Linked DNA regions of Homo sapiens: all the other regions are linked to region 3. Evidence: chromatin loops called from intact Hi-C (ENCODE). Cell type or tissue: MCF 10A. All regions are shown on one strand. Region 1 overlaps ATP8B4 (ATPase phospholipid transporting 8B4 (putative)). Region 2 overlaps GALK2 (galactokinase 2). Region 3 holds the start of FGF7 (fibroblast growth factor 7). Region 4 overlaps SHC4 (SHC adaptor protein 4). Region 5 overlaps FAM227B (family with sequence similarity 227 member B). Region 6 has its middle 29 kb from the start of ATP8B4. Region 7 overlaps GABPB1 (GA binding protein transcription factor subunit beta 1).

Region 1 (4,000 bases), 580 kb after region 3:
AATTACATAGCACCTACATCAGGATTAAATGATAAATTCCATCTAAAGAACACAAATACATAGTGTCATTAAAATGTAAGCATTCAATAAATGTTTTTATGCCAGACAAACTAAATCCTCTGAAACAGAACTGCTATATGGTCTATAACTAAATTCTAAATTAATATCAACATCAAAACTGCATCATATTCTGTTTCTCTCTTCTTTTTCTATGTCTTCATTTGACACAGTTCCAAAAGGTTGCCTTTTAAAGTAACATCAGTCCTTCCTTCCCTCCTCAAGGAATCTTGATCTCTACCCCTCTCATTTTCCCTATAAAATCACTTGAAATCAAAACAAGCAAAAACTTTTTTTAAAAAATCTAAGGAATCTTACTGAAGATTCTCTGTGTAAAGTTATTCCTGTATATAAGTTTCGCTCACTGTTTCTGCAAGAAAATAAATTTAAGAGAAAAAACAGTTTCAAAATTACTGTAGAGTAATTAACTATGGACTTTGCAATGTAAACTCCTATGTCTCCCAAGAAGATACTGAACAAGGTTAAGTCTTATCTCTAAAGACATTACTTTTAAATAAATTAAAAACCAACCAAATTATTCTAATTTTAATAACTTACCCATCAAGCTCAGCAGTTTCAACATAACAGAGACCATGTGGCTCACTACTTGATAGGAGAAGTAAATCAGCCTATTTTCAAAAATCATAACAAAAGAATACTTGAGAAGTTAGATTGGTTGAAAGTCTTCTACAGTATATCACCTCTTGACTACTAAAGAGGCAACAGAGCCTCAGAAACAGAGTAAAAGAAGTGAGATCCTGTTCTACCTCTATGTCATATGCCCTGAACCAAACCCTCCCTCTTCCCTGTTCCTCCTTTATATGCCCCTTGACTATCACAACATAAGCAAGGAAAGGAGCTATCATATGAATTAATAGCCACTTGATTCACCTTTTTTTAATGAAACATATAAATTCTATTTTCTTGCTTTGATAATTACTAACATAAAACTCTCTCCAATAAATAATTGGAAATATATGCACAAACTTTAATTACCTAGTGTCATCAGTTAAAAGCAGGGAGCAGGCAAAGGAGATGGGGAAAAGACAGAAGGGAAATAGATGGAGGAAACTGAAAAAATAAAATAAAAATAAGAGGGGCAAGGAAGTTAAGAAAGAGATAAAGATGGAAAGAAAAAAGTAAAAGATGGTAGGGAGTAAGAAAGAGGAGAGCTAAGATAAAGTAGGGACTAAGGAAAACAGCAAGACAGAAGAGAAAATGTAGTCAAAGGCAGTGGGAAAAAATCAGATACTGAGTAGTTTGGATTTTTCAGAGATAAACAGTTCTATTCTGATGTCCAATTGAGCTTTGCATATCACCTATCACAATTCAGTTTTAGCATCCTGGTAGCTCTCTAAATTGGCAAAGTGCTTATTGATTTTATTTCAAAGCTCTAAACTTATTTTAAAAATAAGTGTTTTTATAAAATTTTGAAGGGTCTGAATGTCTAAAAAGAATTGGCTTAAATTTTAGCAATTTAGTTTGAGACATTAGCCTAACAATTTTCTAGCTATGTCTGAATGTATGATTGGCATTCCAAATCTGTGATATTTTCTTACCTTTATTTTTAAAAACATTAGAATTGCTTTGTTCTTGAATCTTGGGGGTTAAATTTAGAATCAACTTACTTTCTTGATTGTCTCAAGCTTTTAAATTTGCAACTCAAAAATAGGGTGTGCATGTGTGTGTGTGTGTGTGTGTGTGTGTGTGTGTGTGTGGTTTTGTCTAAACTGGGATAAAACAGAGCTGGGGAAAAATACCCTGTGACGGCCCCTAAAAGAATAAGTGGGTTTGCATTAGCAAGGCTCTTACACAACTCTGAATCAAAGAGCCACAGAAGCTTGTTGAGGCAGAAATTCTCTGACTTGTCACACTGTGAACAGAGGAAAGCCACATAAAGAAAGTGATGCCGCTCTTGGGCCAAAAACTACCCATCCTGATTTTAAAGGAAAAAAAAATTTTTTTTGAAAATTCACCTTGATCTTATTTCCCACATTCAAATTTCAATGCATAAAACCAGGCACAAGGCACTAAACAGCAATAGAGCTTAACAGTCAGTCTATGGGCCTGCACCTCTCCTCCCCTGGGCTTAAAAGGCTCATGTTAAACAAAATCCAAAATTCTCTAATCCTAAGAATCTGTGATTGAATATAGAGAAAGATGCCTATTTGTACCCAGGGCTGCTTTTCTTTGAAACTCGAATCCAGTGTTACTGTTGAAGACTGGGTGGGGCTGCACTGACACTCACACCATGGTAAACAAGGGGTGGAGTCCCTGCACACAGCTGGCTAGGAACATGTGACTGAGGCGCCACTGCCATCTGGCGGTCAGATTCTCTCCTGAGCAGTGACCCAGCTTCCCACAGGCTGACCCCCATAGGTTCCGGGCTAACTGTTCTTGCTCACTGTACTCTCCAGGACCAAGACGCCTACCTTCCCCACCTCCGCCCATCTCCCCAGTTACCAGCTTTTTCTTTGATGTTCTCTGAACCTTCCTCCTGCTTTCCTACTCCTTGATGGCCTTGCTGCACTCCCTTCATCCATCCTCCCTTCTCCCTGTCCCTCTGCTGAGGCCTGCTGTTCCCTTTTGTTAACCTCGTCCTTCAAGGCGTTAATTCATTGTGGTTGAGGAGGGAGTGCGAAGGGAAGGCCCAGCGGGGCCGGGAGGATAAGCGGTCAATGCGCTCATTGTCATGCAGGCAGGCCTATTTTCTAGTGCCCTCAGTCATAATTCTGAAAAGGAAAGGGCAGGAGAGCTGCAGAAAAAGCCCTGCTCATCCCTTGTCACCCGTTTGCCAGAAGTGCTGTGCCAGGAGTGGAGCAACCCATGAATTTTGGGGCCCACTTTCCCCAGGACTCTGAGTCTCACAACAGGCCTCCTCAAGCTGACTCATCCAGTAAATCCTACGGGGACCCAATTCCTAGTTGATCCAGAAACTTGTGTTCCAGGTGTAGGTGTTTATGATTCCAAATAACGTAGCTGATATTTAGTTAGGGTTTACTATGTGTCCAGCACCATCCTAAGAGCTTCACATGCGCTATTTTATTTAACATTCACAGAAATCCTGTAACGCAGGTCTTATTGTTATCTCCACTTTACAGATGAGCAAAGTAAGGCCCAGAGGGCTTCTGTAACTTCCTCAAGGTTACACAGTAAGGGTAGGAGCCAGGATTTGAATCTGGGCATACAGTATGAGGCATATACTGCAAGGGATACCAAAATGAGTAAAAATCTCTTTGCTTCAAGGATTTGTATAGTTTAATAAAGGCAGAATATAAGGTTTCTAAGAGCCTCATTAACAAAGTGCTATGAAAGGAGTGCAAATGAGAGTGCAACGTTGGGTTGGTAGTTGAGGAAGGGCATCATGGAATATTCTAGATGCAGTGAAAGGAAGTCCCCAAGGCAGAATGACTAGCAGGAGTAAAGAAGAGGAAAGGAAAAGCGTGAATATCCAAACTCACAAGTGGGCCAGGATATCATTAATTCTGATCAGAACCACCTATCATATGCCCCATATTTACTTTCTTTTGTGAATTATTCATGCCTTTTCTCCTTGCTCTGCCAGGAGAGGCTCTGCTATGTTCTTCATGAAGGAACCAGTGTTTTCCAACACAACGCCCCTTCCCCAACTTCCATGGGCAACAGAAAACAAATATTCCCATCAGAAGGAATCTGAAAAGAATGCACTGAACATATTTGGGTCCTCAGAGCCAAAGACATTGTCCTCATAGGGTTATTAGGCATAATAAATATTTGTTGAGTTAAAGAATAAAGTAAAATGTAAAGCAATGATAACACCCTAAAGCTGTACAATTCTTTAAGGATTTATAAAACCCTCTCTCATAATTGTGTCGTTTTACTCTCTTCACAACCCTGTGAGTGAGTAGTATTATTCCCATTGTATGGATGAGGAACCCAGGAGGTCATATCTGGCCCAGGAGTG
Region 2 (4,000 bases), 190 kb before region 3:
ACAACTTGGCATGAGATTTGGGCAGGGATGCAAATCCAAATTATATCACAGTTCTTTCTGGAACGTTGCTCATGTAGCTTCCTACATATGTGCAACTATCCTCCTCTTTTTCTCCTCATACCTGCCTACCCCCTCTGTTCATATTCCCCTCTCAAAATCTCTTTCTGTTTTTCTTTTCTTAGTGACTTTCAAGATGTCCTTTTAACTAGGAATAGAACCTGTCAGATATGCTAACATAACTGTATCTGCTTTCAAATTGTGTGACCTCTTGTTGATGGTGAGCAACATATTTTCAACTTCTGTGAGTGACAGTAGAGTAAAATTCTGATGAGCTGAAGTCAGACTACGCATTTTTGGAAAGCAGCTAAACCTCTTTGAGCCTCCAGGAAGACGTCCTCTCTCTATCAAATGCGGACTTTTAGAAATAATACTCTCTCAGCCACGTATGCCACCCAGTATTATTATCACGTGCCATTACTGTTTGGTAGTTATTTATGTTCATGTCATCTTGGCTAGATTGTGAACTTTTAAAAGGCAAGCCTTCTGCCTTTTACCTTTATATTCCCATGCATGCTTTGTATGCTTAAGTGGTTAGCCACTTAATATATTTTAAAAGAGATAATGTATCCATGTTATTGAGTTAAAATAATCCATGGAAGGCATCTATTACAATGATTGGCATATAGTAGATATTTAGTCAGTTATATTAGAGCACTCAGTCAATATGGGGAATTTTGCTTCATTTCCTCCTCTTTAATTGATTCTCCCATTTCACATACATTGTCCTTCGGCTGATTTTAGGAGCCTATTTATTTATCTGCCTATTTTTCATTTTGAAGTATTTTTTTTGACTTTCAAAGAAGACACAAGAATAGCATAAGGAAATCCCACATTCCATGGATGTATGCTTAGTATATTGTATCAAGGAGGCACAAAACATCCCTTTACTGGTGGTGTTAATTTTGATCATTTGATTAAGGTGGCATCTGTCAGATCTTTCTACCATAAAGATGCTATATTTCATGCTGTTAATAGAGAAAAACCCTAGGCTGGGTAATTATAAAGGAAAGAGGTTTAATTGACTCACAGTTCCATATGGCGGGGGAAGCCTCACAATCATGGCAGAAAGCAAATGAGGAGCAAAGTCACATCTTACATGGCAGCGGGCAAAGAGAGCATGTGCAGGGGAACTCCCCTTTGTAAAACCAGCGGATCCCATGAGACTTATTCACTATCATGACAAAAGCACAAGAAAGATCCACCCCCCATGATTCAGTTACCTACCATCAGGTCCCTCCCACAACGTGTGAGAATTATGGGAGCTACAATTCAAGATGAGATTTGAGTGGGGACACAGCCAAACCATATCAGATACTTTTTTTTTTTTTTGAGACGGAATCTTGCTCTGTCGCCCAGGCTGGGGTGCAGTGGCACGATCTCAGCTCACTGCAACCTCTACCTCCCGGGTTCAAGCGATTCTTCTGCCTCAGCCTCCTGAGTAGCTGGGACTACAGGCTCCCACCACCACACCCAGATAATTTTTGTGTTTTTAGTAGAGACAGGGTTTCACCATATTGGCCAGGCTTGTCTCGAACTCCTGAACTTGTGATCCGCCTGCCTTGGCCTCCCAAAGTGCTGAGATTAGAGGTGTGAGCTGCTGCGCCTGGCCCAGATACTATGTTTTTCCATTGTAGTTCATAAGTGTCTGGTGGGGAAATACTGTAAATATCTTGCTTCTCATCACATTTTTACTAAGTTTAGCCCAGTTTAGCCAGTTTATTAAGTTTAACAGTCCATTGATGATTGTTTCCTGAAACAAATTATCATACAGTTTACCATGTAGTGACTTTTCTATTCACATCATTCCTTCTATATCTATTAGTTAGCATTTTACCATAATAAAGAGTTTTTCTTTCCTCTTCATTTAGCTTTGTATTCATTTGTTAACTTACATTAGTATAGACTCATGGAATCTTATTTTGTTAAATTGATTATGCATCAAAATCATCATTTTGTTTATTTGTTTTTTTTTCTTAAATTGTGCAGATGGTAAAATTGGATGGGTGGCAGAGATGGCTTTGAGTACTCTTGTTTCAGTTTGGGGGTGTGCCAAACAGCAGGCCCAGAGGATAAGCATTCATGTGGTTTACACCAGTTTAACAAGGACCAACATGAAAGAGAAAATAGTTGTAGATTACTCTGAAATATATTGTTTCCTCTGTGTTTCAGGAAATAAAAAGGGTCAGTTGGAGGTAGTTTAGTCACTAAGGCCACTGCAACTTCCTCTCTTAACTCTTAGCAGCTGGAGATGTTTTGCTGTAGACACACAGTTTGAACATAAAAGGTAAAGGAGAGTCAGTATCGCTGTGTTGGCACAAGATGGCAGCAGTCATCCATTGATTTTGCAGCTCAAGGCCTACAGATTTTAAATTAATGGTGTCTTTTGTCTTCGCAGGGACTTCAGTACTAGTGCTAATAACATCCAGATTGATAAAACCAAGCCTTTGTGGCACAACTATTTCTTATGTGGACTTAAAGGAATTCAGGTAAATTGGTTTATAAGGCACTTACTACCAGTTGAGATTATCATGTGTATTCTGTCAGATTTATTTTATTTACTACATCTTTTTCATCTCCTTACAGTACTAACCGATGCTTCTGTTCTATTTTGCTAGTTTGTGTTTCAGAGAGTGGGGAAGATATGACTGTTTTGGGGTGGTGTTCACAGGGGGCAGTAGTGGTTTTTATACAGCTGGCTGTTCATAAATAGGTGCATCTGACAAACATCTGTCTGGTTTTAAAATCTTTGTTTAAACATACTTTTGAGGATATGTTTTAATACTATTATTTACATTTATACTTGGGATGTATAGGGGTATACTGTAATAGGATTTAGAGTCAGCCCAGGTTTGAATCTGGGCTCTTCTCAGCTGTGGTAATTTAACCTCTTAAGTCTCAGATTTATCCATAAAATGATGTCATTGCTATCCTGACAAAGAGTTGTTAAAAGAATTACATAAAGCTTGATGGTAGCCATTTAATAAATGGTAGCTAGTATTGTTATTGCTACTTCAGATGGGATTAAAAAAAGATATAATGAAATGTATTAGTATAAGTATTTTCCAAGAAACATTGAATAATTACTTTGAAAATCTCTAATGTTACATACAAGAACAAGAAAATAAAATGTTTTCACTCTCATAATTGAAAAAGTATCAAGGACCAAAAGAAAATTGATATTTGCTGTTTTTAGAGCCACTTTTATATTGCAATAATTATTTTAGATGTAGTGACTTGCATAGAATCATAGTAGGACAATAAGAAGTAAATTTTGCCTTTGTGAGCTAAAAGTAAACAAACAAACTGACCCATGTTTTAGAGAGCTTGTGTTCCTTACTGCCTGGCAGTCCTATCTGAAACTTTGTAATGAGCAGCTAGGACTTAGTGGCACATCCATTACAGAAATACATCAAATTTATTTCTAATGTGTAGTCCTATACTGTAACAGTGGTGGTTTTTGTTCTTAAAGTTAATGAATTCATTTCTTTCTTTCTTTTGTGTTTTCCTTTCTCTCAGACACATGGTAATAACTTACAGGAAAAGTTATTGGCAGGTTTTAAATCTTCAAATCATCTGGCTTATCATATGCATTAGTGGGAATTACAGTATTTGGAAGCATTTGCCTGGCAAATGCAATTTTAATCTTCCTTGTAACAACATGCCTTTTTGCAGCATATGGGTAAAGTGGCCTAAATAATGCATGTTGCTTTGTGTTATTTTTGAGCATTTCAGGTTTTAAAGCCTTCCTGTTTGGTTTGACAATTTATGTGCAAAAGCAAACTTATACAATGAACTTTTGGCAGAAAGGTAATTTAAATGCTAGCCTGTTCAGAAACTTTCAAATTCAAATACTAGAAAGTTTCAGAGAATAATTCACTTATATTACATTGAACATGTTATCCTTTTGGCATAGAGCTATTACAGAATGTGGCATATACCC
Region 3 (4,000 bases):
TCTCATAAGAAGAGAAATGCAAAGGATAACTACAATTTAATGGCATTTTCACTTGTCAGACTAATAAAACTCCAAATGTTTTCACAATAAATTTTTTGAAATAAATGAGTACTCTTACCTACTGCTGGTGGGATTATAAAACTAGCACAACCTCTGTGGAGGATAAGTTGGCAATATCTTTTTTTTAATACCTTTTGTCCCAGGCAGTCTACTTCTGGAAATTGATCCTATAGATTTATTTTCGTAGTATAAAATGACATATTTTGTCTTTATTCATTACAGCATTTCTTTGGTAATAGAAAAGTACTGAAGAAAATTAAATGTTCCTCAATAGGAGGCTGCTCAAATACACTGTGATATACCCATTCGGTGGAATACCCTGTAGCTATAACAAAAACAAAAATGTGAGAAGCTTCCTAAATAATGAGATAGGAAGATTTTTCTGTTAAAAAAAAATACAAAAAAATGCATATGACGTGCTACCTTTTGTATAAAAAGGGTAAAAGTAAAAAATAATATGTATGTGTATATACATATACACACAAACATATGTATCCAGTTTGCCTGTACAAGCATAGCGAAACTCTGAAAAGATACACAAGAAACTAATAAAAAGAATTATCTATGTTTTGGGGAAGAATGAAAACTGACAGGATATGGAACAGAATAAGATGTAAGAATGAAAAGTAATGAAAATATTTAATTATGTTCCCTTCTACTGATTATATTATACATGATTATGAACGAGGCAAAGTTTTGTTTTTCTTTTTCAGATGGAGTCTCGCTTTGTCACCTAGGCTGGAGTGCAGTTGTGCGATCTCTGCTCACTGCAAGCTCTGCTTCCCAGGTTCACACCATTTTCCTGCCTCAGCCTCCCGAGTAGCTGGGACTACAGGCGCCCGCTACCATGCCCGGCTAATTTTTTTGTATTTTTAGTAGAGACGGGGTTTCACTGTGTTAGCCAGGATGGTCTCGATCTCCTGACTTTGTGATCCATCCGCCTCGGCCTCCCAAAGTGCTGGGATTACAGGCGTGAGCCACCATGCTGGGCCAGTTAATTCTTTGAAGCCAGCAATGGTGTGTTAAAAAAGAAAATTCAATCTACAAATAACAAAAAAAAGACAATAGTTCAAAGTATTCCTGTGCTTAATCTATCACTATAGGTCTATTAAAACAAGAGCAACAAACGGTTGCCAATGTATAACTTAAAACATCCAGAGGGTTACCCCATCTACAGTTGCCTAAAGTTATTCTTAGTTCCTGGAGAATTCATTTAGAAGCATAAGCATAATAAGGGCACAGTGAAATCTAAGTTTGGTTCTCCATTATAGCTGTGGTCCTAATGAATTGTGGGCCCATCCTGAATTAATAATTCTCCAATAAAAATGATAATCAAAGAATTTAAACCATTGATACAGTTCCCTTGTTGATATTAATCTGTTCATTAATATTACTTGGATCATATTTCCAAATTACAGAGTGTAATAGCATCTAATGCACTTTCATAGATCACAATTTTATTCTTTTGTTTCCCATTTTACAGTTAATCCTATGTAGCAGATATTAAGGAGGCACTAAGCACTCTTTGCTAACAAACTATCCATTTCTTTCATTTAAGTATTTAGCACTTAGTTAGCAAATGTGGACTTCTCACTTACTGATTTCTTGGTTTAAAAACTGTAGGTTCAGTATGGAACAAATGGATTTAGTAGCTCTTGAATATCTTTACACTGTAAACTTACTATTGATAACTTTTATTTCTTTAGAAGCAATATCTAAGTCCTAGGAATTCTGAGCCTGCTCATTATTGTTACCTCCCAAACTAGCGGAGTGTGATTCAGAACACAATAACATTATATTTTCTTTCCTCCTTCTCTTCCTCCTTTTAGAGAATACATGATAGGATGTTTTCAGCTTTCTAGCTTTCAACAGATGCAATGATCAAAGAGTCTGTCCCCCTCTGCTTTAATAAATGTGGAACATTCAACATTTGGCATATGAAGAGTAACTGGGTACATCTGAACTATTCTGTGCTCTTCATTCTGTTCCCTAAAGGGACAGATACAAAGAGAAATCACATAAACTATAATCCAGTTGAGTAGATTTAATTTCCTTTTCCTATTTGGTCTACATGCACCACCTGGTGGTAAAGTAGTGCATTTCACATAGAGAGAGAGAGAGAGAGAGAGAGAGTGTGTGTGTGTGTGTGTGCGCGCGCGCGCGCGTGCACGCGTGTGTGTTTTGAGGAGTATATAACATGAAAAAGATAATTTTAATATACTTTCTTAATACTGATTTAGATAGACAACACAATTATTCTACACCAAGAATCTAATACAACACTTGAGCACTACTTCATGTATAACAGAACAGGAAGTAAAGGAGAGAACTCATGCTGGAAAGTAAAATAGCTTTCACTTATTTACCTTAGCAATACATATTATAATTCCATCTCTAAATTAACATTTATTGTTCCAATATTCTTATTGAGGCAAAAATCAAACACTGATAATCAATGTGAAACCATTTCCTCCTTTTTAAAGAATAACAGCTTTTAAAAGTAGGTGCCCTGTTCCTTATATTAGTAGTGAGTATAAGTCACAGATCACAGAATTGTAAAGCACCATAGAGGCATTAGACCAATACACCAATTTTACAAATGTAGCAGCTGAGACTCTGGAACAGCAGGTAACTTGCCCGAAGTCATACTGGTCATTAGTGGTCCAACACAAATAAGAATCTAGATCTTCTCACTTTCAGCCTAGGAATATAATACATAAAAATTGTACTTATATTCATATTCAATGAATTGTCTCTGTATGATGTGATAATATTCAACTTATCTACACAGTGCTTTAAGGCACTCATATGTTAGTTAACACATACCAGTTTTGTTCTAACATTCTGAGCACAAAGAAGTAATTGAAGAAATGCATGTATCATAAAGCTATGGAAAAGATTTTCTAAGTATTAAAAAACCCTATATATATGTTCAAATGAATAATTTTCCAAGTATAATACAACTGCTATATTGCAAAGAAGGTTTAAAAAATTCCCTTTCCCCTTCTAACTGCTTCAGAACCAGAGATCTGTTTCTACAAAGTAGGTACCCACTTGTAGATTTAAGCATAAAACATGTTCATAGCTCCCTCTCATGACCATTGAATACTATACAAGCCTCCTTTTATTCTCGCTGTTGTATTCAACTAACAGCTCACTGGCTAAGTTTTAATTGCTTCCAATGAGGTCAGCAAAGGTATTTATCGAAAAGCCCTGAATAAAAGGCTCACACACACACACAAGCACACACGCGCTCACACACAGAGAGAAAATCCTTCTGCCTGTTGATTTATGGAAACAATTATGATTCTGCTGGAGAACTTTTCAGCTGAGAAATAGTTTGTAGCTACAGTAGAAAGGCTCAAGTTGCACCAGGCAGACAACAGACATGGAATTCTTATATATCCAGCTGTTAGCAACAAAACAAGTAAGTTACTGTTATTTGTCTTTTAAAACAATGCTGAATGTTTTCTAAAAGTTTATCTCTTTTTCTGATTTTAGTACTGAGCAGGAAAGTAAAGTTACAAGATTTTTGAGCCATGTAACTATAGTAATTATGCTGTAGAACATAAAGATAAGGTTGAAGTTCTCCAGAGCAATCCTGACATTTAACTTAAAAAACCTGGGCAGTTCAGGAGAAAATAATTGATTAACCACAAATGTAAAAGCATATAATAAAGAAGTCTAGGGAGAAAGCAGTTACACTTTGTTAGCAGTAATTGTAAAAACTTAATTTAAATCAATAGTTCTGAGTGCAGTATGGTTCTCACAAAATAGCAATTGGAATGAATGGTACAGTCATATTCTGTTTTGTCTCTACTCATGCATAAATTTTATAAATCTACACATAAAGTGGTAAAGATTTTGACATCCTCTGTGAAGGCTGTTTTAAATGTATCTTCAAAGAATAACCTATACTGTATTCTAATGCTACTACTTA
Region 4 (4,000 bases), 560 kb before region 3:
GGTTGCAGGCTCTAGTGTACTGTGATCACACCTGTGAATAGCCACTGCACCCCAGCCTAGGCAACATAGCAAGACCCTGTCTCTAAAAAAGAAAGAAAGGAAGAAAGAGAGAGAGAGCTTACATAATATCAAGTATGGCTTAAATGATAAAATATCTCCTAACACTAATATGCTAGCAACCTAACCAAATAAATACTTTTTTTTTAAAGAAAAGGTAATCCTTTTGTTTTTAATCTCGTAAATTCCCAGTCCAATTAAAAATGAAGTCAAGGCCAGGTGCAGTGGCTCACGCCTGTAATCCCAGTACTTTGGGAGGCTGAGGCAGGTGGATCACTTGAGGTCAGGAGTTCATGGCCAACATGGTGAAACCCCGTATCTATTAAAAATACAAAAAAATTGGCTGGGCATGGTGGCAGGTGCCTGTAATCCCAGTTACTTGGGAGGCTGAGACAGGAAAATCACTTGAACCTGGGAGGCAGAGGTTGCAGTGGGCCAAGATGGCGTCATTGCACTCCAGTCTGGGCGACGAGTGAAACTCCATCTCAAAAATAAAAATAATAATAATAAATAAAAATAAAAATGAAGTCAAAATAGAAAGTCATATCAAAATGGAAACAACAATTTTTGCAATTTTATTTTTTCTTAGGATTGAGGAGATGTTGAGAGATGAAGATGAGGAAGATAATGAGAGAAGCAGGATACTTAAGCCTAAATAAATAAATAAGAAAAGCTAAATTGTACTTCCAGTGAGGGCGATGAGAGAATAGGATGTTTAAAAGAACTCCGTGAAAAGATTCAGATCTGAGTTCAAGTTCCAATTATGCCACTACTTATGTGACCTTGAACAAGTCACTTTATGGCAAGGTCCTTGTCTGCCAAGACAATGTCCTGAGTCATCTTTGAAGTCTTTTTGTTTTACAGAAACCCTATTCTTCCTCTGTCATGGAAGCTCAAAGTCTCTGAGGAACAGGGCGGCATGTGGGTACACAGAAATGAATGAATCAATCAGACACATCAACCAGCCTCTAACGCTTCTGGCGTACCTCTAGAATGTCTTATTTATCTCAACTTTTCTGATTCTGATGCTTTGAGGTTTGGGTCCTGTTCATAGGCTGATGCTATCAACATAATTTTCTGCTTTTCTTTGGATTAGCCTATTACTACCATATTACTTTATTTATTATAGAGACAGGTGTCTCACTACGTTGCTCAGACTGGACTTGAACTCCTGGGCTCAAGTGATCCTCCTGCTTCAGCCTCCCAAGTAGCTGGGACTACAGGCATGCCCCAACACACCCAGCTTGAGAAGACTGGACAAAAATAAAAGAACAAACAGTGGTGTCTGTCTGTCTCCAGGCAAGATGCAACAGCAGACAAACAGACTGACCTCATGCAGATGTTCTGCCCAGTCTCACCACCTTCAGGGAGCACATGTACTTTCACAGTTCCATTGTTGCCTCTCATAGACATGCTATGTTGCTCTATGGAAATGGTCTTTTTTAGGTTGGTCATGGGACAGGATAGAGGTGGGCCTTGAATCACATATAAATATGCCCATTTCCCAGGATTAAAACCAATTCCAAAAGCTTGGCCAAGAATTGCCCAATTTTCAGCTAAAGGGAAAGAAGAAAGACAAGTAACTATATATAAAAAGAGCCAAGTCACAAAAAAGAGGGTGCCTTTTCAGGGATATGGTAACTTTGTTACCAAGGCCTGAGCTTTGCTTCCCATGTCTGGAATCAGATGAAAGTCTGGATTTTTTTCATCCCACCTGTAGCAGGATGGGCTCACACTTCCAGCCCTGGGTATCAAGTACTAAACTAAGATTCAAAAGAACCTGAGATACATATTCATCTGTCTTTTTTATTTGGTTATTGAATTAGGTAGTCATAAACAAGAGGATTACAACTATTACTAAAGGATAACAGACACTTCTTTACTACTTTTATATTTGTTCTTAATAAACAGTTTTTTTGTTTTGTTTCTGTCTTTTCCTTTTATACTTAGAAAACCAGAAATTCAAAAGTTCAGCTTTTCAGGTCAACCACCAGATGGTGCTATGGGATCAAAGCAGGGAGTCCTCCATACTTTAGGAAGAAACAACCTCAAAGAGGCAAGCCAGTATTCAGTTCATAGCTAATTAATACCACCAGGACAGTCGTAGGCATACTTTATAACTATAAACATAAATAAAAATAAGTGGATTAATTTAAGTTGGTTTTACTGGTTTTGGGGTTTTTTTTTTTTTAACTTTCTTCAGAGACCCAGAAGCATGGCCTTCCTATATCCAGGTAGTCCAAGCAGTCCAGTCCTATTCACAGACTAGATTCAGGGAAAATATTAAAACATTCCTGGACTGCCACACATTTGGAGTAAGACAATGTGGATTTCCTCATTTACAGCAATTACAGAAGCAGGGTGTATTAATCACTAACTAAACTCAAAACATTCTTACTGGAACTTAACCTTTTCTATAAAAAAGGCCTTTGATAAAATGAAGAGTTCACTAAAGGGTCCTAGCCAAGATGGAAAAAGTGGGAACTGCCCTGATTTAAATGCACTAATGCTAAAAGCGAATCAAGCAAAAGGAAGAGTGGGAAGCTTCGGGATTGTCAGCATGAAGCCCAGTCTCCTCTGCTCATCTCCACTTCCTGTCAACCATACTGTCCTCCTCATCCCTGCAATCTGGCTCCTGCCTTTCTAGGTGTACAAAAATTGAGCTTTCCAGAGTGACCAGTGGCCTGTTAATTGCTGGGCGAAATAGCATCTTCCCACCCTCATGCCCCTTAACTCCTTTTCAGTGTGTGACCATCTGAGATGTCTCCTTCAGAAGAACCTTGCTCTTCCCCTCTGTTAGGTAATACTCATTTCTTGACTTCCTCCTGTCCCCTGACTACTCCTTAGGCAAGTCACTGTCTCCTGTGGCTTCCCCCACTCCCTGACATCCTTAGCCCTCTTCTTTCTAGGTTCTGCTAAGAAGTTGCAGTTTTTTTCTGCACCTGCAGGCCTGGCCTGCCTCCCTCCCCTCCCTGCCAGCCCCACCCCCAGCCCCAGACCTACTCTCTGGGCTTCTCTTGTCTGCCATTTTCTCCTGGATGAAACAAACTTGCTAGTTAATTTTATAACATCAGCTTTCTGATTTCATTATTTTAAAACATTTATTCAAAGGTTTTGGATATTTTTTCTTTTTATAAATGTAATAAATATTCACTGTAAGAGTTTTAGAAAACAAAAAGGCACCAAGAAGAAATAAAAATTACAGAAAATTTCACTATCCAGTGGTTATCTCAATAACCACTAGGAACATTTTGCCATATGTCTTTCCTATCTTCTTATAATGCGTATCTACCCAGAAAAGTCACCTGGGATTATACTATACACAATCTTCATAATGTTTTTTGCATTAACAGCATTGTGAATATTTTTCCCATATAATTACTTATTTTTCTACTATTAGCTTTAATTGCTGCATCATAGTACATTCTATGAGTTTATTTAATTTGCTACTTATGAATACTAAATTTTGTCTTATGATATAAATAATATACAAAAATGATCTATATTGCTTAATCTTTGTACGTATCCTAATTATTTCCTCAGAAATAAAACTACTGGTTCAAAGGCATTTACATTTTTAAGATGTTTGATGCAAATGATCAAATTGCTCTTTAAAATGTTTGAATCTAAACTCTTTATCAGCAGTGTTCAAGAATAACTACTACTCGAAACCACATTTTATCTTTTTTCAATGTTTGAAATTTGGAGATGAAATATGATGTCTAATTATAATTTGTGTGTCTGATTGCTAGTGAGGCTAAACTTTTTTATTTTTCAAATGTTTCTTGGTGCCTTGCCATGTTCTTTTGTGTGCTCAGGACGTAGAATCTGTCCATCCACTTAATGGCTGGGTAATCTTACGAAAACCGCCTTATTTTTCTCACCTCCAGTGTTTTCTTCTATTTAAAAAAAGGAATGATATGTTTACATACTCCCTAGGGCT
Region 5 (4,000 bases), 51 kb before region 3:
GATAGTTGTTTTGCAACACTCTTCCTGTTTCTTTCTTGGGTACTATAAGATAAACATTCTATCTTACTAAAATTCTAGAAATAGACATTTCTGTTATTTTTCTGCAGTTATCAGTTATTAAGTTAAGAAAATCACAGTTTGCAGCCCTTTTTCCTCTATAAGAGTTCATGGTTTTTAAGAGTACTTCAGCCAGGTAAGAGGCAAATAGGTATTAAATGCAATCCCGTGGTGTTGTTTTTGTTTTGTTTTTGTTTGTTTGTTTGTTTTTATTTTTTTGAGACGGAGTCTCGCTCTGGAGTGCAGTAGCGTGATCTTGGCTCACTGCAAGCTCTGCCTCCCGGGTTCACGCCATTCTCCTGCCTCAGCCTTCCGAGTAGCTGGGACTACAGGCGTCCACCACCACGCCTGGCTAATTTTTTTATTTTTAGTAGAGACGGGGTATCACCGTGTTAGCCAGGATGGTTTTGATCTCCTGACCTCGAGATCCGCCCACCTCGGCCTCCCAAAGTGCTGGGATTACAGGCGTGAGCCACTGCACCCGGCCTGGTGTTTTGGTTTTTAAAGCAGAATGTCGCAAGTTGACCAAAAACCTCTTGCTAGGGACATTCCAAATAGCCAAACCAATGAGCAGAAACCCTAATGTTTCCATTCATCCCATGAAAGATAATAGCAGAAATTTGTCAGAGCACTTTAAGATTCCATGAAACAAGACTTTTATTGTCAAGTCAACCTAGCCTAAATTCAAAGAATCAAGCAACTCCATAAACTTAAGAATGATCATAAAGGATGAAATAGAAAGTCCAAGGGGTGATTTGGGTACCTAATTTCTCAGAAAATTTATTAAAGGATAATTGCTACAATAAGTAAAAAGCTAAACATTGATTTTTGAGGCTTGAATATGTGTTCTGCCAATGCTCATACCCAGTGTCACTTTCAGGGACTAGAAACCCACAGGCACCCATTTAGCATGTGGACAACTTCGGTGCCTGGAAAATTTTTCATCTTGAGCTGAAATCTATATCCCTGTATCTTTCACTTATTTATTGGCAAAACTTATACTTTTTTTGAGCCATACAGAAAAACTCTAATTCTGCTTTCCTACAGTAGCTCTCTACATATTTGAAAACAGTTATTATGGCCTTCAGAGTCTTTTCCTTCCAGAAGAAATACTTATAAATAGTTTGGCCATTGCTGAAGCAATATGATTTCAGAGCTCTTCATAATTAGGTTTAGATGAGGTTGTCAATGATGGAATTGGAGTCTTTATAAGAAGAAGAAGAGACCAGAGCTCACTCTCTCTGCCATATGAGGACACAACAAGGAAGAGGCCATCTGCAAGGCAGGAAGAGAGCCTTCACCAGAAAACCAAATTGGCTGGCTCCTTGATCTTGGATTTCCCATACTCCAGAACTATGAGAAATGAATTTCTGTTGTTTAAGCTACCCAGTCCATGGTATTTTGTTCTGGCAGTCCAAGCTGACTAGTACAATGGGACAGGGCAAAAAATGCAGCAATGTGCTATACTACTAAAGATGTATTTCCAATTTCTATCTGTTAGCAGCATCCTCTGAAAAAGGTTGTTTAATCTGTTACAAACCCATGTGTTAGCTACTAAACAAAGTACGAGAGACCATTTTTAGTGTTTGCTGAAGACCAGATATACAATTTTTATTACTTATCTCTGATTTCTAAATCTGGCAATATTGCCCCAAAGGAAATGGAGTGACATTGTCATTGATTCAAAATTGACTTCTATACATCACCAGTTAATATCTGAAGTGCCTGCAAACCATCCTTAGCCTCACTGTGAAGGTCAGAATAAAGTAGGAAGATATTTTATTAAACTTGGGTTATTAAATACCGGGAAAAACATAAATACTGACTTTCAGAAAGTGGTTTTTATATAGGCATAATTTTTAATTTTAAATAAATTATCTTATCAGACTGGATAAGATGATGTAGACAAAATTTTAACAATAAAGACTGTAACCAACTTAAAATCTAATTGTCTAACAAATTAAGATATCAAATTCAGAATTTCAGGTCAATAATCTCATCAAATTTTGGCTAAGGCAACACATGGTGGTGAGTACATGAAATCTCTACCTGCAAGGCACCTTCAAGAATGTCGAGAAACTAAGCATTCAAGACTCAAGAGTAACAGTATCTACATGTGGTCAATTATTCTAGGACCATGGCTTAAGAAGTAAGGACAGGTCAACTATTGTTGATACTCCTTTGAAGTTTTGCCTGCAGCTTTGCTGCTTATTAAGATCATATTCATGTGCAAACACCAGATGGAGCCTTTGTATGTCAACCAAAGGAGAAACAGTGACAAGACATGTTGTGAGGAAAAAAGATAAATATTATGATATTTTTCATTAGAAATGGGGATATTTTCAGAAGAAAATAAAACTTTTTAATATTAAGATTAAACCTCAAACAAATCTCTTTTGACCATTAAATTCTTTTCCAAAATATATGGTAAGAATGTAGTAACCAGCATTGCCTATGTACAGCACAGTCAATTGCAAATATATTGCAAATTAAACAAGTAAGAAATTTTTTCATAATTATTATACTCCAAACCTTTGTTGCTAGTCTTGATAATCTTGATTCTTCCTTGGATATGGGCAACGTATATGCTCTTGGGTTGTTCAGAATCTTTATAATATTGAAGTCGATACCTAAAACAGAAAATAAAATACTTTTTAAAATTCTGGTATTTTTTTCCTTCACAGAAAAAGCATGATACCTCTTTCGCCTTTTAACAATGCACCCTAAACATGGAGAAAGGCAAACATGGATAAAGAGTGTTAAGACATTGTTACAACTTGTCCCAAAGAGGAAATAAATATTTCATATTTTTACTCAATAGGGCTTTATTATTATTGTAAATATTCATTTATAAATAAATGAAATAAAATTCACTTATAAATAAATGAAATAAAATTCACTAATAAATAAATGAAATAAAATTCACTTATAAATAAATGAAATAAAATTCACTTATAAATAAATAATGAAATAAAATTCACTTATAAATAAATGAAATAAAATTCACTTATAAATAAATGAAATAAAATTCACTTATAAATAAATGAAATAAAATTCACTTATAAATAAATGAAATAAAATTCACTTATAAATAAATGAAATAAAATTCACTTATAAATAAATGAAATAAAATTCACTTATAAATAATGAAATAAAATTCACTTATAAATAAATGAAATAAAATTCACTTATAAATAAATGAAATAAAATTCACTTATAAATAAATGAAATAAAATTCACTTATAAATCAATGAAATAAAATTCACTTATAAATCAATGAAATAAAATTCACTTATAAATCAATGAAATAAAATTCATTTATAAATAAATGAAATAAAATTCATTTATAAATAAATGAAATAAAATTCATTTATAAATAAATGAAATAAAATTCATTTATAAATAAATGAAATAAAATTCACTTATAAATAAATGAAATAAAATTCACTTATAAATAAATGAAATAAAATTCACTTATAAATAAATGAAATAAAATTCACTTATAAATAAATGAAATAAAATTCATTTATTTACATTATGTCATCCTCGCAAACCATTCAGTGAGCTAAGAAACATTTTCCATAATTTACAGTTGAGAAGACTAAAGTGCAAGTTCTATGACTTGTTTAAGCTACTATTTACTAAGTAGTAGAAGGAGAGGACATAAATTGGGTCTTTTGCTTCTAAGTCCAAAGCAATGACCCTCTAATTAAATGCAATAAGCAACCTGGGCCTCTGCCTGTCAGAGTCCTGTTTTTCCATATTCTGACAATACACCCAGATAAGAGGAGACTTGGTGACCTTTCCTTTCAACTGGCATGAATATGCATGAGGGTACAGAGGGATTCGTGCCACTTCTTAAAGGAAAAGAGAGCCATGTGATTTAATCAGGTATGTCAATCAGCCTAAAAGCAGAAGCTAGGTATTAAGTGTATCTTAACAT
Region 6 (4,000 bases), 730 kb after region 3:
GGTCACTGCAACCTCTGCCCTCTGAGTTCAAGTGGTTCACCTACCTCAGCATCCCGAGTAGCTGGGATTACAGGCGTCTGCCACCGTGCCCAGCTAATTTTTTGTGTTTTTAGTAGAGACGGGGTTTCACCATCTTGGCCAGGCTGGTCTTGAACTCTGACCTCGTGATTCACCTGCCTTGGCCTCCCAAAGTGCCGGGATTACAGGCATGAGCCACCACGCCCGGCCTACATTTTCAAATATAAAATTTAGTCACCAGGCTGGGAGGACTGTTAAGTTGAACAGAAACAGAAACAAATCAACCTAAGCATGTATCATATAAAAAATGTAATTATTCAGAACAAGAAAAATAATTATTCCAAGTAACTTGTGAATGTGAAATTCTAACTGGCCACCCTCAGGGAATATTCTAAGGATAATAATTAAGAAAGCCTTGAACTTTACCTGGTAAGGTAAGTTTGTCTTTGGTAGTGGTATTGATGTAGTAATTCTGAAACTACTTTGCGTGTGTTTTAGAATTTCAAATAGATAAACATATTGATCTTGCTGGTGTTGCAGGACTTTTCCTTAGTTCAGCTAAAGACAGGGTCCTTTTCCGTCCCATGGTCACCAACATTTAGGCTCATAGATGGTTTGAAGCGTGAGTAAAGCAGGGTTGTATTGGGTAAAAGGGAAAAAAGGGGAAACAGGGATCCTCCTAAGGCCAGAGTCCCTGCTAGAGAACTTCCCACCCACAAGTTCCACACAGGAAGAGGAGGAGCCTTGAATCCCAGGTTCCACACAGGAAGAGGAACCCTTCTGCAAATGTTGTGAACTTCTGTGTCTCCACCCCAGTGTGCACTCTTCCCAGTGCACAAGCCAGTTGGAGTTTTTCCAGGGATCCTCTTCCCACTTGGCTGTCTCACTGGGAACCAGTTTTCCCATTATGGGAGGGTTGTTTTTTGTTTTTTAAAAGAGATATGGAGTAAAGGAAGAAGACGCAAACTCTTTGGTGTTGGGTTACGAAGTTAGAGGTATCAGTACAAATTCGAGGTCTTTAAAACTATGTATTAGCCAGGCACGGTGGCTCACGCCTGTAATCCCAGCACTTGGGGAGGTCAAGGTGGGCAGATCACCTGAGGTCAGGAGTTCAAGACCAGCCTGGGCAACATGGTAAAACCCTGCCTCTACTACAATTACAAGAATTAGTCGGGTGTGGTGCTGCATGCCTGTAATCCCAGCTACTCAGGAGGCTGAGGCATGAGAATCGCTTGAACTGGGGAGGCGGAGGTTGCAGTGAACAGAGATCACACCACTGCACTCCATCCTGGGTGACAGAGAGAAAGAGACACTGTCTCCAAAAAAAAAAAAAAAAAAAAAGTATATACTTCCTATTTTGTCCATTGAAAGAGCCTAGAAGCAATAACCCTCCTGCAGAAGGAGTATACCTGCACCCTGGCTTCCATGTCTAAACACCATAGTCAAAAGACAAAAGCAGGATCCCACGGAGAAATGGTTGATTCCAGGGCTGGGTCAAGGGAAGCACAAGGTGATCCTGGAACATCTTTTGTTTCAGAACATCAGAACATGCTCAAAAGCTGATCGGGACCTGCCAAAAGACACAGGAGCCAACCAAGATCAATGACACAAAAGAATATATAACATTGAATTTTTTGAAAATTGCTGAGTCTATACCCAACCTTTAAAGGAGGAAAAAAAGAAAAAGAAAAGATGCCAATGAATGCATGTGGAAGGAATGATAGAAACAGAAAATCACCCTCTCAGAACCACCATAGAAATAATAGATTCAGGCAAGGATCATCAAAGAGTGCCAAAATCATTCAGTGGGAAATTGGGGCGTAAAAGAATATTTATACAATCTAAAAGTATAACTCCATGCAATACATATTAATTACAAAGAAGAACTATATCTTTCCAATGCATCTAGCAGTTAGCATTTCTACTAAGTGATCCAACTTAATACGAGCAATAATGGGACAATCAGGCAGCAGATGCCTCCTGGTCTGACACACTGAGAAGGACAGAACACCACTTCTTTAGTGTTCCTGCCAAACTGCAAAACCTGAATCTAATCATGAGGAAACATCACATAAACCCAAGTTAAAGAACATTCAACAAAATACTGGCCTGGACTCCAAAAATGTTAATGTCAATTAAAGACCAAGGAAAAGCTGGGGAACTGCTCTTGATTAAAGGAAACATAAAAGACATAAATAATTATATTTAATATTAAATGCAATCTGTAATCTAGATTGGCTTTTGGATGGTTTACAAAAAAAAAGCTATAAGACATTGCAATGGGTTGAATGTGTCCCCTCCAAAATGTAGGTGTTGCCAATATGACAGTATTAAGAGGTGGGGCCTTTAAAAGGGGATTAGGCCATGAGAGCTCCTCCCTCATGAATGGGATTAAGGCCCTTACAAAAGAGGCTTCATGCAGTATGCATTCCTTGCCATTCCACCTTCTGCCACGTGAGGACACAGCATTCCTTTTCTTGGAGGCTACAGCCTTCACCAGATAACCAAACCTGCTAATGCAAAGGATCTTGGACTTTCTAGCCTCCAAAACTATGAAAAAATAAATTTCTGTTCTTTATAAATTACCCAGTCTAAGGTACTCTGTAATAGCAGCACAAAACAGGCTAACACAGATATTATTGAAGTAATTCGAAAACTGAATAAGAATTCATATTAGATAATAATATTAAATGTAATATTAGATAATAAAATTGTATCGACTTCAAGTTTCCCAAGTGTTATAATTCTGTTGTAGTTAGATTACAAAATTCTCTTGTTTTAAGTGATACGTACTGAAAGTATTTAGGAATAAAATGTTATATTGTCTACAACTATCTCTCAAATGGTTCAACATCATTTCATCCATAAGTACTTAGTATGTATCTCAAAAAGATAAGTATCCCTTTTAAAAATAACAATACATCATGCTATTTTTAAAGCTTCCCAGGTGATTCTCTTGTTCATCTATGAATCAATACTACAGAGATGATAAGCAGAACTAATCTCAGGGGTTAAATGTGAATGTGGTGGTGGCAGTTGAGAACATTGTGTTAAGAACAATTCTGACACATGATTAGGCTCAGCCTAAGATAATGCCATGATTGATTGGCTAGGTCTGCCGTAGTGCCCAGTATGTCCCTGTATATTATCTGAGTCATGTCATAAGCATAAAACACAGAAGACAAGAGAGAGTAAGCTATAGGCCAGAAGTTAGAAAGGAGATCCTAGTATCACTGGTAGAGTCTGATCTGGTGATAGACTGCTGACCTCTCTTCCTCTTCAAATCAGTCAGACCTGTTTTCCTGGTTAAACAGTTTATAAGGAAACAAAAGGCAAGCATGGGAGGGGATAATATGTGTATGTGCACTAAGCCTTGAAGCAGATCTCTTTGATCATCACAGAGTCCACTGAGGTGGTAGGAAACAACTGCAGAGAGGAGCTCTTTAGAGAAATAACCACAATAATAATAATGATAATGATGATAATATGCTCAAAAGAGAAGTGAATCTAATGAAAAACTACTTCATTAGAATGAAATTCTAATAGAGGCATTTATCAACCTAAATAGCAAAGAAAGACTCTCTAAAAATAAATGATATGTATTTGGGAATAAGGCATTGCAGTGGGAAAGCACATGCCATAGTAAACTATGTGTGTATTCAGGGCAGTAAAGGAAGACAAAGGCTTTTAAGAGAAAAATTAAGAAAATTTCATAGTTGGCCGGGCACAGTGGCTCATGCCTGTAATCCCAGAACTTTCAGAGGCCAAGGTAGGCGGATCACCTGAGGTCAGGAGTTTGAGACCAGCCTGGCCAACATGGCAAAACGCTGTCTCTACTAAAAACACAAAAATTAGCCAGGTGTGGTGGAGGGTGCCTGTAATCCCAGCTACTCAGGAGGCTGAGGCAGGAGAATCGCTTGAACCCGGGAGGTGGAGGTTGCAGTGAGCCAAGATCACGCCACTGCACTCCAGTCTGGGTGAC
Region 7 (4,000 bases), 890 kb after region 3:
AGCATTTAATGGGCAAGTGCCATGGATACTAGAGGTCCAGCAAAGGAGGGAATAATCCTGTAGGACAAAGAATTGTCACATGTTCTAGATAATTTTCAAAGATTCCATTGAAAATATATCTACGGCTGGAATATAACATGTAAACAAAACGTATTTTTCCACAGTGTTAATGTATTCCAAATATTCTAGAATGCAGCCATACTATAAATCTATTTTGTTTTGTTCAGAAATTTACTAAGAGTTGTTTACCATTTTGGAAATCATGTCAATGCCACTTTGGCATCTGCATCACCAATATCACGTATCAATCAGCTTGTCCAGCTATCACATTCACAGTGATTTTATGTGCTGGTATAAGTATTTTACTACCTCACTGTGACATCTAATGTAGTGTGCTCAAGTATTTACATATTTTAATACACAATTTATTATAAATTGCTTATTTTCAAATTATCCTTTATATTATAATCAAAACATGATTTTTTTGAAATTATGCAGATCAGTAACATTAACTATGATTTTCTTTCTTTTCTTTTGAGATAGAGTCTCTCTCTGTAGCCCAGGCTGGAGTACAGCGGTGAGATCATAGTTCACCACAGCCTCGACCTCCCAGGCTCAACCGATCCTCCCGCCTCAGTCTCCCGAGTAGCTGCAACTACAAGAGTACACCACTAAACCCGGCTGATTTTTGTATTTTTTGTAGAAATGGGTTTTTGCCATGTTGCCCAGGCTGGTCTTGAACTCCTGTGCTCAAGCAATCTGCCTACTGCAGCCTCCCAAAGTGCTGGGACTATAGGCATGAGCCACTGCACCCAGCAACTATGATTTTCATTTAAAGTTAGCGGAAGGGGCAATACAAAATATTTATCATAAAAAGGTGGCAATGGGGCTAATAAGATTGAAATCAATGGAAGAAAATACACATGAGATCAAGCAAGACAAAAATCAAAGGTCCTCTGATTTTCTTGTCAAGATAATTAGTAAAGTTTTAAATAATGAAAACAAAATCGTAGCATTTTCACTTCTGATTCTCACCTGACAGGGACCACACACACTCATCGTAGTTTTTGACCCTTAGAAGAACTCAGTTGTAATAAGACAACTACATTGACCAAGGGGAGCATAGCTCCAGGTCAAGTCACTAATTTACTCAGTTCAATATCTATATATTAAAATTCTGGACGGGTGCAGTGACTCAAGCCTGTAATCCTAGCACTTTGGGAGGCCGAGAAGGGAAGATCACTTGAGGCCAGGAGTTTGAGACCAGCCTAGCCAACATGGTGAAACCCCGCCCATCTCTGCTAAAAAATACAAAAATTAGCTGGGTGTGGTCCCAGCTACTCAGGTGGCTGAAGCAGGAGAATCCCTGAACCCAGGAGGCAGAGGCTGTAGTGAGCCAAGATTGCTCCACTGCACTCCAGCCTGGGCAACAGAGCAAGACTGTCTCAAAAACAAACAAAAATCCTCAGACATAAAGTGCTAGATTTTTAAAAAATCATTTAGTTTAACAACAAAAATATATTGCTTTTCTGCTGTGGCAAATAAGTTCTTTACTCCAATTAAAATGTATGTTAATAATAAATCTATTATACAAACTAGCTACTTTTGCTCAAAGTACATGCCAAGATGGCCATCTAGTGGTAACAGGAATTACTACCAATAATTACATGTTAAAGCTTAGTCTATTTTGTTTTGAATTTCCGTAATTTACAGCTTATAGAGTTGTTGTGAGGATTATGGCATGTACTAGACAGGAAAACTCTATAAAAGCATAAAGTACTAGTTCCACGTGAATGGTTACTAGCACTCTTAAATAAGAATATGAATTTTTAAAATGTTTACACCTATTATATTTAATAAGCCTTTACTCACATTAAAAATTTAAAATAAACTTGCTATATAATTCTTATGCTCAATGAGTACAATTATAAATCCAATATAAATCTCCTAAAGATTTTCTCCACTCCAATTTTGTATTACACACACATCCCTACACACACCCAGTCTTTAAAATGTTCATACTCTTTGACCTAGTAATTCTACTCAAATAAACCCATCATAAGGAAACTATTCAAAAATCTAAATATATCAATACTAATGTTATTTAAAATAAGGAAAAAAACAACCACAAACAATGATTAAAGAAATTAAGATATGTCATAATGGAATACTGTAGTGATTTATTTCTTTTACATTATGAACAATTTGTAGTATATATAAACTAGACAGTCATATAATAAACTCCCACATAGCCATTTAGTTTAATATTATCAATTAATGGCTGACTCATTTCCCAACTCCACCCATTGTTTTCAATCAAGTGTTAGACATTATATAATATTATCTCTAATATTTCAGTACAGATCTCTAAAAGATAAAAATATTTTTAAAATAATACTATATATATTCATTTGAAAATATTTACAAACAGTATGTAACAGTTTAAGAATCAGGACTCTAAGTTGTATATATACCATGATCTTAATAGAAAAACACTTGGAGCCGAGTGTAGTGGCTCATGCCTGTAATCCCAGCACTTTGGGAGGCCGAGGCAGGTGGATCACCTGAGGTCAGGAGTTCAAGACCAGCCTCGCCAACACAGTGAAATCCCACCTTTACTAAAAATAAAAAAATTAAAAGAATTAGCTGGGTGTGGTGGCTGACGCCTGTAATCCCAGCTACTCCGGAGGCTGAGGCAGAGAATCGCTTGAACCCGGGAGGCAGAGGTTGCAGTGAGCCGAGATTCTGCCATTGCACTCCAGCCTGGGCAACAAGAGCAAAACTCCGTCTCAAAAAAAAAAAAGAAAGAAAAAAAAAAACCACTTGGAAACAATACACCATTGTAATGAAAACTATGAATTTTCCCTTTTTTCTACTTTTTTCTAAGTTTTAATTTTTTTATAGCAAGCATATATTACTAATATAATATTAAAACTTTTATTTAAAAGCTTTTTTTCAAAATTAGGTTACAGATAAGCTTAATAAAGCCTTTAATGCACCACATTAGATATTGAGGCTGGGCGCGGTGGCTCACGCCTGTAATCCCAGCACTTTGGGAGGCCGAGGCGGGTGGATCACGAGGTCAGGAGATTGACACCATCCTGGCTAACATGGTGAAACCCCGTCTCTACTGAAAATACAAAAAATTAGCTGAGCGTGGTGATGGGTGCCTGCAGTCCCAGCTACTCGGGAGGCTGAGGCAGGAGAATGGCGCGAACCCGGGAGGCGGAGCTTGCAGTGAGCCGAGATCGCGCCACCGCACTCCAGCCTGGGCGACAGAGCAAGACTCCGTATCAAAAAAAAAAAAAAAATTAGTTATTGAAAGCATTTTTCATAGTAAAAGTATGTAAAATATGACTCCAAGTAAAATTTAGCATACTATAATCATGTGTACGTGTATGAAAATATTCCAAATTTAGTTGCCTACAGTCTCATAAGAAAACAATTTCAATAATAATAAAAACAGTCCCTAGCATCTTGCTCTTTATCTACATTGTCTCATTTTATCTAAAGGGCCTTAACAAGATCATTATTGTCTCCACTTTGCAGAGGAAGCAAGTAAAAAGTAAAAAGATTTACCAAAGAACACTAGTTTTGATCTTAAAATCAGACCCTTATTCTCAATTCTTCCTGTGTTCTAAGTTGAAGAACACTAGGAATCTGCTGGGATATAAAGGGCATGTCCTCCAAGGATTTAAGTTTAGTGTCTCCCAGTGTAATTCCTTTGAAACGAAAAATCATCACATGAACTCTGGTATATTTGGATTTTTTCCTCCATGCCCATTTTACCTAATGGAGTTTTTTTCCCCTTTATTTTTAAAATAAATGATATTTTCAAATATTATATCCATATATGTATCTCCCATATACCCCTTTTTCAGAAAACCACTAGATGACGTGTTCCACCAAAACCAAAAGTAAACTAGAAAGAATAATCAAGGGCTTCAGGAAATAAAGATCCAACATAGAATAGGAGAGAGTACCCAAAATGATGGTGAAG

What was found. A loop is a pair of places that touch in the nucleus more often than their neighbours do. Peaks named below come from ENCODE experiments on the same cell type or tissue, not always from the same donor. Only the 100,000 strongest peaks of a DNase experiment are listed, where the experiment ranks them.
Region 1: a loop joins it to region 3, with 2.9 times the contacts of the local background. A loop is called at or near these places in 13 of 110 quality-filtered maps.
Region 2: it touches region 3 in a loop (15-fold over the local background); 88 of 110 quality-filtered maps call a loop at or near these places.
Region 4: it touches region 3 in a loop (35-fold over the local background); 65 of 110 quality-filtered maps call a loop at or near these places.
Region 5: a loop joins it to region 3, with 18 times the contacts of the local background. A loop is called at or near these places in 6 of 110 quality-filtered maps.
Region 6: a loop joins it to region 3, with 5 times the contacts of the local background. A loop is called at or near these places in 20 of 110 quality-filtered maps.
Region 7: it touches region 3 in a loop (7-fold over the local background); 5 of 110 quality-filtered maps call a loop at or near these places.

Annotation. Positions count from the first base shown.
Region 1 is chr15:50,001,538-50,005,537 of GRCh38, forward strand. ATP8B4 (ATPase phospholipid transporting 8B4 (putative)) reads right to left here. Exons shown (of 28, transcript NM_024837.4): 8 at 616-686. Among named protein-coding and RNA genes, the nearest start is that of ATP8B4, 120 kb to the right of the region's middle. RefSeq lists enhancers at 2,069-2,258, 2,255-2,549. In MCF 10A, a CTCF peak has its summit at 2,414 (motif pointing left); a DNase peak (open chromatin) is centred at 2,344.
Region 2 is chr15:49,233,396-49,237,395 of GRCh38, forward strand. It overlaps GALK2 (galactokinase 2), which reads left to right. Exons shown (of 10, transcript NM_002044.4): 4 at 2,456-2,546. Among named protein-coding and RNA genes, the nearest start is that of GALK2, 65 kb to the left of the region's middle. In MCF 10A, a CTCF peak has its summit at 2,361 (motif pointing right); a DNase peak (open chromatin) is centred at 2,386.
Region 3 is chr15:49,419,954-49,423,953 of GRCh38, forward strand. All of the region lies in intron 11 of FAM227B (family with sequence similarity 227 member B), which reads right to left. FGF7 (fibroblast growth factor 7) reads left to right here and starts at 3,289. Exons shown (of 4, transcript NM_002009.4): 1 at 3,289-3,487. In MCF 10A, a CTCF peak has its summit at 2,137 (motif pointing left); a DNase peak (open chromatin) is centred at 2,148.
Region 4 is chr15:48,859,962-48,863,961 of GRCh38, forward strand. All of the region lies in intron 6 of SHC4 (SHC adaptor protein 4), which reads right to left. Among named protein-coding and RNA genes, the nearest start is that of EID1, 16 kb to the right of the region's middle. In MCF 10A, a CTCF peak has its summit at 2,049 (motif pointing right); a DNase peak (open chromatin) is centred at 2,080.
Region 5 is chr15:49,368,713-49,372,712 of GRCh38, forward strand. FAM227B (family with sequence similarity 227 member B) reads right to left here. Exons shown (of 16, transcript NM_152647.3): 12 at 2,590-2,687. Among named protein-coding and RNA genes, the nearest start is that of FGF7, 53 kb to the right of the region's middle. RefSeq lists an enhancer at 3,582-4,000. In MCF 10A, a CTCF peak has its summit at 2,282 (motif pointing right); no DNase peak of the experiment used is centred here.
Region 6 is chr15:50,146,083-50,150,082 of GRCh38, forward strand. It overlaps a transcript of ATP8B4 not described here. Among named protein-coding and RNA genes, the nearest start is that of ATP8B4, 29 kb to the left of the region's middle. In MCF 10A, a CTCF peak has its summit at 2,474; a DNase peak (open chromatin) is centred at 2,469.
Region 7 is chr15:50,314,614-50,318,613 of GRCh38, forward strand. All of the region lies in intron 1 of GABPB1 (GA binding protein transcription factor subunit beta 1), which reads right to left. Among named protein-coding and RNA genes, the nearest start is that of GABPB1-AS1, 38 kb to the right of the region's middle. In MCF 10A, a CTCF peak has its summit at 1,603 (motif pointing left); a DNase peak (open chromatin) is centred at 1,628.